3 separate regions of the Homo sapiens genome follow, and regions 1 and 3 are each linked to region 2. A link is a loop called in an ENCODE intact Hi-C map of the cell type or tissue named here. Cell type or tissue: PC-3. All regions are shown on one strand.

Evidence for each region. Hi-C counts contacts between places; a loop is a spot of excess contacts. Peaks named below come from ENCODE experiments on the same cell type or tissue, not always from the same donor. Only the 100,000 strongest peaks of a DNase experiment are listed, where the experiment ranks them.
Region 1: it touches region 2 in a loop (4-fold over the local background); 4 of 110 quality-filtered maps call a loop at or near these places.
Region 3: a loop joins it to region 2, with 6 times the contacts of the local background. A loop is called at or near these places in 4 of 110 quality-filtered maps.

Annotation. Positions count from the first base shown.
Region 1 is chr6:100,229,912-100,232,411 of GRCh38, forward strand. No RefSeq gene overlaps it. Among named protein-coding and RNA genes, the nearest start is that of SIM1-AS1, 160 kb to the right of the region's middle. In PC-3, no CTCF peak of the experiment used is centred here; a DNase peak (open chromatin) is centred at 1,200.
Region 2 is chr6:100,115,683-100,118,182 of GRCh38, forward strand. No RefSeq gene overlaps it. Among named protein-coding and RNA genes, the nearest start is that of MCHR2, 120 kb to the left of the region's middle. In PC-3, CTCF peaks have their summits at 1,140 (motif pointing right) and 1,362; a DNase peak (open chromatin) is centred at 1,149.
Region 3 is chr6:100,299,480-100,301,979 of GRCh38, forward strand. No RefSeq gene overlaps it. Among named protein-coding and RNA genes, the nearest start is that of SIM1-AS1, 93 kb to the right of the region's middle. RefSeq lists an enhancer at 994-1,288. In PC-3, no CTCF peak of the experiment used is centred here; a DNase peak (open chromatin) is centred at 1,012; H3K4me3 peaks cover 696 bases; H3K27ac peaks cover 1,779 bases.

The sequences.
Region 1 (2,500 bases), 110 kb after region 2:
TGACTTTTTTTTGTTTTTCCCTTTTTGATATTAGCCAGCTCTTCCTAAAAGTCTCTAGGCTGTTTCATCTGGAGTTCCCAAGCCCTCTTTCTCATTCATGATATCTACTTGGAAATTAGGTGTCTCAGTACAGCTGCTTGCTAATTGTAATTTAATTTGAATCTCACTTAAGAAAGCATTTTCTTTGGAGGGGGAGAAATCTTCAAGGAAAAAAATACTTTCAGGTCTTGATTTGTATAACTAACCCTTGCACTTGGTAGGTCATTAGATCTCACTAGTTTGTAATGCAATCAGAGTCAGCATTCTGCTCTTAAGGGCTACTCGGTAATTTGCTTGTTAATATATTAGCACACAGCATTGATCAAATGGCTAATCCAATCACACGCTTGTAATCGATCTCTTATTGATTACCTAGTCTGGTGATCACTTTTGTTGGGTTCAGTCAATAGTAAATGCCAAGTAGCCTTTCACACACCTAATTAGCTTATGAAATAAACCAAACATTTTGCTTGGCCCTGAAGGCAAAGATCAATGGAAAGCTTTGGGGCTGAATTCAGATGATTTTTTCATCAACTTTTCTTCCTCTCTTCTGCAGCCACTCAAGTTCACATTAACACTCTCCCTCTGGTTTGAAGACATCTGAAAAGCAGCTGCCATGGTGGAGACGCTGAAGCAGCTGTAAGCCATAAATCACAAGGGTGAGGGATTCTGGGTTGCACATTGGCATGTGGTCTGTCAGGCCAGAAAAATAGAGACATAAAAGAGCCAAAGGTCAGAGGTATGTAGAGTTTAGAAGCCTGAACTTGTGCTATATTTTATGCAAGGAAACCTTGGCATTGGTGGGTCTTTCCAAATACACTTTAACTTTACCGTGCTGACATGGTACTTGATTAGATCTTTACTTCTCTGAATGAGCTGACTGTAGCTTCCTGCTACTCATCTTGCTACTGTTAATTTGATCGTGTATCTTCTTGCCTTCATCCAGAGGACCAGTCCCTCCAAGGGTAATTGGGTTAAATAACAACTTTCCAGTTGCATCCAAGATTGTTAAAGTTTGAAATGAAAGCAGTATTGGAGATGGTTTGGCTGATGCTTATCACATGACTTTAAGGAAGAACCTACTCTTATGGACCCAACCCCATTCCTCACTTTCCCTATAGAATAGACCTCATCATAGAAACATTTGCCTAGGGCCTGAGTAATCACAGACCTGCCTGGTGATTCAAAGCAGGAAAGTGAGTAGGATAGCTTTCCTGGAAATTACTGACAGCTACACAGTTAATTTCCCGGAGCAATATATGGTAATGACTCTCAATGATGGGATGTTCCAAGTTCCAAAACACAACACCAGGCTGGTGGAGTGTAACCAAGTCTCTGTTGGCAAAGAAAAGTGTAGAACTGAAGCATGATCTAAAATCAATCCCAGAATTTTCCTGTCTGAATTGCCATTTTTAGAACAAAGAATTCACCAAATGACTTTCAATTTCTTTTTAAAGAAAAGCAAATTTCCGGAAACCATAGTTGGCTTATATGATTATGTCAAATTTTCCTGAGGATTTAAAACAATAGCTTTATGGTCAAAAATATAAGCAATCCATCAATCAATCAAACAAGTAAATCCACATACTTGGCAGGGCAGACGAAGCATTATTTGTCAGGGCAAATGAACACAAGTAACCTTTCCTTAGGACTTATCTAGACAATTTCACCAAATTTCATCTTGCTTTGAAGATAAGATCTATTAATACAATAAAAAGCAAAGTGATTATTTAAGTTTAGCTGTTTATCAATTTTTTAAAAAAAAAAATTCCTTTTTCAAAACCAGCTTTATAGAGTAGTTTATTTTGGTTATTTAGCATTTTTGGTGGTCTTCATGTTAAACACACACACACACACAAACTGTACATACCATTGTACAGATTACTTCACATTTAAAAGTACTTATGATCATTTTCATGTGTGTGTGGAATCAAATTATTTATTTGAAAATTAAACTTAGATACAGAGAAAAGATAAGCTTACCAGAAGTGGCATGACTTAGCAGAGTTGAAATAAAACAGATTTCTATTTCTAAAAGAGATCGTGGAATTAGGACTATCCTTTTTCCAACCAGATTGTGAAAACTGATCTGAAGCAAAATAGAAATTGGTGATTTAGCTGGTGGGGCTCCTGCATTGCTTTTCTGGGCTGCTTCTCCTCACAAGTTTTTACCTCCAGACCTTGACTGTTCTGTATAAGGAACCAGGTGAATAGACAGAATTGCTTAAGCACTAGAGCCAGGCTACCTGGGTTGAAATCCCCACTCTGTCATTTACTGACTGTGACCTTGGAGTTTTTTAACCTCTCTTTGCCTCAATTTTGCCACGTGTAAAAGAGGAATAATTGCAGAATCTACCTCATGAGGTTTTTATAAGAATCAGACAAGTCATTAGATGTAAAAAAAACTTTTAAACGATACCTGGAACTCTGTAAGCACTCCGGAAACACTGTCTATTCTGGC
Region 2 (2,500 bases):
GAGATGCACAGTTGAAAGGAGCCCAGAATAAAGCTTTGAATGAGAAACAAAAAAATGTGAGGGCAACACATGAAATGTGTTTCATTTTTTTAAAGCAAAAACAAAATAAACAAAAACCAAGTTGTTAATGTATTATTTCCCATCAGAAGGGAAAATACCAATAATGGGTTTGAGGGTTGTGGTGCCAAGTTCTCTAGGGTTATAAACTAGACTGATGCAAAGCAGATGAAATTTCATCTGCGGCTTACAAATGAAAGCTTTTTAATGGGGAAATGGAACATTTCTGCCCCATAGATGTGCTGAGACCTCAGGTTCAATAGAAGTTCAAGTCCTCTTTTTCTCAGCATGCCAGAAGCAGGCACCTTGGTGAACATCAGGCTAAAGAATTCATGGAGAATGCACTAAAGGGTTAATGGAAAGGGCTTCTAAAAACCAAGGAATACCCCCCCGCCAAAAAAACCCAAATTAACAGTCTACTGTTTAAGATTATTTTTTAAAAATATATCAACCTAATGTACAAAGAACTAAAGCTTTAGCAAAGGGGACCAGTCAATAAAGAACACCTTTGGTGATATGTCACATTGTCTTTTCATCTGTAAATGATAATGAATTTGGCAACCATTTTGCCCCTTATTGCAAATTTAAGAATAGTATCCCATCCATTCCTAACTCCTGTTTTCTGAGCAGGATTTTTAGAGCGCTGTTGTCCTAACATACAGAATTAATGTTGAAAGAATTGGTAGAGTTTGGGAGAGTTGGAGAGGTTAGGGTTTTATAATTATTTTTCTTCGATTATGTCTATATTTTAAGTTATTTACTCATTTCATGTCAATTTCAACCTCGAGGAAATAAAAACCTTTTTTCTTTCTCTAGGCATTCTATATTGTTCATGGGAAGTGGAACTGTGTAAAAGGCTCATGTGAGTCTAAGCAGTTACCAGTGAGGAGAATACAAAAGGCCACCTCACCCCAGTGCCTGTGGCATCTGACACTAAAACATATGGCTGAAAAATGTAAAGTGCCATCAGTTACCAGGCTGCTTGTCTCCCTGTTCTGTGATATCCCAAACCAGAGAGCTCGGTTTCTTTACAGAGTAGAATGATTACGACCACTAGTCTGCCCTTGCTTGGTAAAGGCAAAACTCCAAATGGGCAGAAAAAATCCTCCAGGTGGCAGCACCTTCTTAGCTTTCAAATCCTCCTCTAGTGTGTTTTTAATTAGAACTAAAAATATAGTAACTACCAAAACCAAATTGATCCAGGAATAAACATTTATATGGTACCTCCAATCTGGAACTAGTCAAGATGTATTAAATTATTAATGATCTCTTCCAGCTTCTGACTATTGCTTGTTTTGACTTACATATTTAAATACTCCCTTGTAAGTAAATATGAAAGTTTATAGACTTAAAACAACATAGAGTTATAAGAATGAGGTCATAACCTGTGACTTCTGGATTAATGTAATTCATTGTGTCTGCTTGTTTCTCATTACCAACTAGCATTTCCAGTCCTTCATATCAGCCATGTTGTGCTGTTGTGACCATTGCTCTAATTTCTATGTCCTTATGCTTAAGCAAGAAACCATTACAGAAGCTTTGAGCCAAGGTAATAACAATAAAAAAGTGTTTTTAAGCCAGAAGCAGAAGGGGAGAAGGGAGTAACAGACATTCAGAAGGCTGGTGAAAGGTGAGCAAGACTTCCCCGGCAGAAAGAGCTTGTTTAGGGAAAATGGCATGGTGTTCTTTGAAAAGTCCTTTTTATTTTTGGCCTTAGCAAATGAACCTATGGAAAGCATTTACTAATTGGACATACAGTCAGATCAACCAGCAATCTTTCTGTAATGAAAGAAAATATAGGAAAGGTTAGCACTTTCCACAAACCCTAATCAGTCTCCTCTTTCTGTATTTGTCATTGAATGTCTCCACAACATCAAAAACAACTAGATGAAAAAGGAAATATTCAAAAGCTTGCTGGCTCTTCTACATACCAGTTTGATTTTTTAAAAACTGGATATACTGAATTAAATGAACTGACTTTGAGTAGCCATCATGTCAATGTTGTGTAGTCTCCGAGACAGTTAAGCCTATTTGAAGATGCTTATGATGTTCTTGTCTGTCTATCAATATTTTAGTCACCTAGACTCAGAACCTGAGATTTACTTATTAGTCACCCATTCAAACACCATCCACTGAATATTCACTGTGGCAGACACGATGCTGGGACCTGATCTTCAGCACTTCATTTTCTTCAAACTCTGTCAGATCGGTCCTTGCCTCATGTTTTCAGTTTTATTTTTTCTTTCTGATTCCGTGGACTCTACCCTAGACCTTAATCACTTAATGGGTATATTACTGTGAAAACCGTCCTCTAAATTTTCATGTTTGCAGATGCTCTTTCTTTGAGTCTATTCTACTTGCTACTGCTCCCAACTGGCATGATTCATTTCACTGATTGAAAAACCTACCATGACTATTTGTTTATAAGATCAATTGAAAAATT
Region 3 (2,500 bases), 180 kb after region 2:
GAACTTTCTAGGTAGTCTTTAGGTTCTTTTCCAAGTATCTGTGACACCAACTACTTTTGAAGAGTGCTAAAATGTTACTTTGCTATTGTTTTACCTGGCAAAAAAATAAAGTTAAAAAATCATATTTGCCATTAATTTATCTTTACTTAACACTAGAAAATGAGCCAAAATGTAATTCATAATGAGAATTTCAGCTAAAGCAGAATGATGGTACTTAGCATAAGACTAAGGTGACAAAAATTTGGTATCATTTTCCTTATACAAGTAATTACTTGTTTCAATCATTGATTTATACAAGTAACTTACAAATATATTTCATTAAGAAGATATCAAATTATACCAAAGTATACTGAGTAAAAATCAATTTTGGATTTAAGGATGTTCAGAGCACATGCTATTATCTTCTCTGCCTACACCAAATCCATGTAAATAATAGCAAATATAAAAGGCATAAAAGTGGAATATGACTGAATGTCCTATTGAATGAATGAAAGGACACATAGCAACACCGAAAAAACAGAAGAAGCATGCCATGCAGGATTTTTTTTTAACACAAATGTGGTTTTTCTACACTAACAACCAATTCTCAGAAACCAACTGGTTGTCCAACCATTCAGTTTAATCCTGACATTAATTAGCTAAAGTTAGCACAGATCCCACAGGTTAAGGCTCGTTCACTTCAGACACTTAAACTGCAAATGGTGTCCCAGGTACTCATACTTCTACCAAGCCAACTACCAATTTGAGCATTCCCTCAACCCTCTTCTCAGATTTCATGATTCACTAGAATAACTTGGAGAATTCAGGAAAATACTTGGCTTATGTTTACTGGTTTATTAAAAAGGATATAATTCAGAAACAGCCAACTGGAAAAGATGCATAGGGCAAGGCATGGGAGGGGCGATGGCATAGTTTCCATACCTTCTAGGGGTGTACCAACCCACCCAGCACTTCAATGTGTTCACCAACACAGAAACTCAGGGAATCTTGTTCAAGATTCTTTATAAACCAATCTCCAATCCCATTCCGCTTCCTGGGGGTCGGGGAATGGGGCTGAAAGTTCCCATCCTCCAATCATGTTTTTAGTATTTCTGGTGATCAGTTCCTATCCTGAAGCTATAGTAGGCTCCACTTTGACTCACCTCACTAGCATAAGTTCATGTGTGGTGGAACAGCAAAAGGCATCCTATGACTCAGGACATTCCAATGGCTTTAGTACTTCTGTGCCAGGAACTGAGGACAAAGATCAAATATATTTTATTTTATTTATTTATTTATTTATTTTAAGACAGAGTCTTGCTCTGTTGCCCAGGCTGGAGTGCAGTGGCATGATCTCTGCTCACTGCAACCTCCACCTCATGGGTTCAAGTGATTCTCCTGCCTCAGCCTCCCAAGTAGCTGGGATTACAGGCACCTGCCTCCACGCCTGGCTAATTTCTGTATTTTTAGTAGAGACGGGGTTTCACCATGTTGGCCAGGTTTGTTTCAAACTCCTGACTTCAAGTGATCCACCCACTTCAGCCTCCCAAAGTGCTGGGATTACAGGCATGAACCACCATGCCTGGCCAGATAATTTTATTGTATCAAAAGTGGCTATATGATATTTATGAAACATACCTAAAATAAAGTAGCATTGAAAATAATGGTTAAATATATATCAGGAAAATGCTATTAAAATGAAAACAATTGTAGTATTAATGAATATTAATGAATATCAGATAAGATAGACTTTAAAGTAAAAAGCTCAAAGAGATATTTACTATTAATATAAAAGACAGTCCACGAAGAGGGTAGATCTCAGAGACTTTAAATGCCCAGCAACACAGCCTAAAGATACATAAAGCAAAAGCTGAGAAAATGACATATCGACCATAATTTGGTTAGCCTTTAATAAACCTTTCTCAGAAATCAGCAGATAAAATAGACAATCATAAAATACAGAGGATTTGGGTAACACAATGAAAAGTTTATCTATATAGATATATACCTCAGCCCAGGTAAAAGAGGTAGTATTTTAAAACACACATGGAATATTCACAGGTATTGTCCATTACTCAGATACAGAGAAAGTCTTAGTAATTTTTTAAAAAATTAATATAATACAGGTCATGTTCACCTAGCATAATGCAATGTTGTTTCTAAAATAAAGTAAATATTTATACCTGAGAAATTTTCAAAACTTTTTATTGCAGCATTGGTTTGTAAAAAACAAAATTAGAAAGCAACCCAATAAATAAATAAATAAAAGCCACCCCTATTCAAAATCTGCATTTGAAAACTAAAGAAAAAAGTAGAAATCTGCATTTGAAAACTAAAGAAAAAAGTAGAAATCTGCCTTTGCCATCAATCAATCCCCATTCTCCATTTCTCAGGTAACTACTATTACTGTTATAGTATCTGTCATTCCAGATTTATTCCCTATGTGCTTACATGTTTTGGCTGATTGATTGATAGGTAGATAACAGAATCTAGAACCATAGCGCATTGCTTCGTGACTATA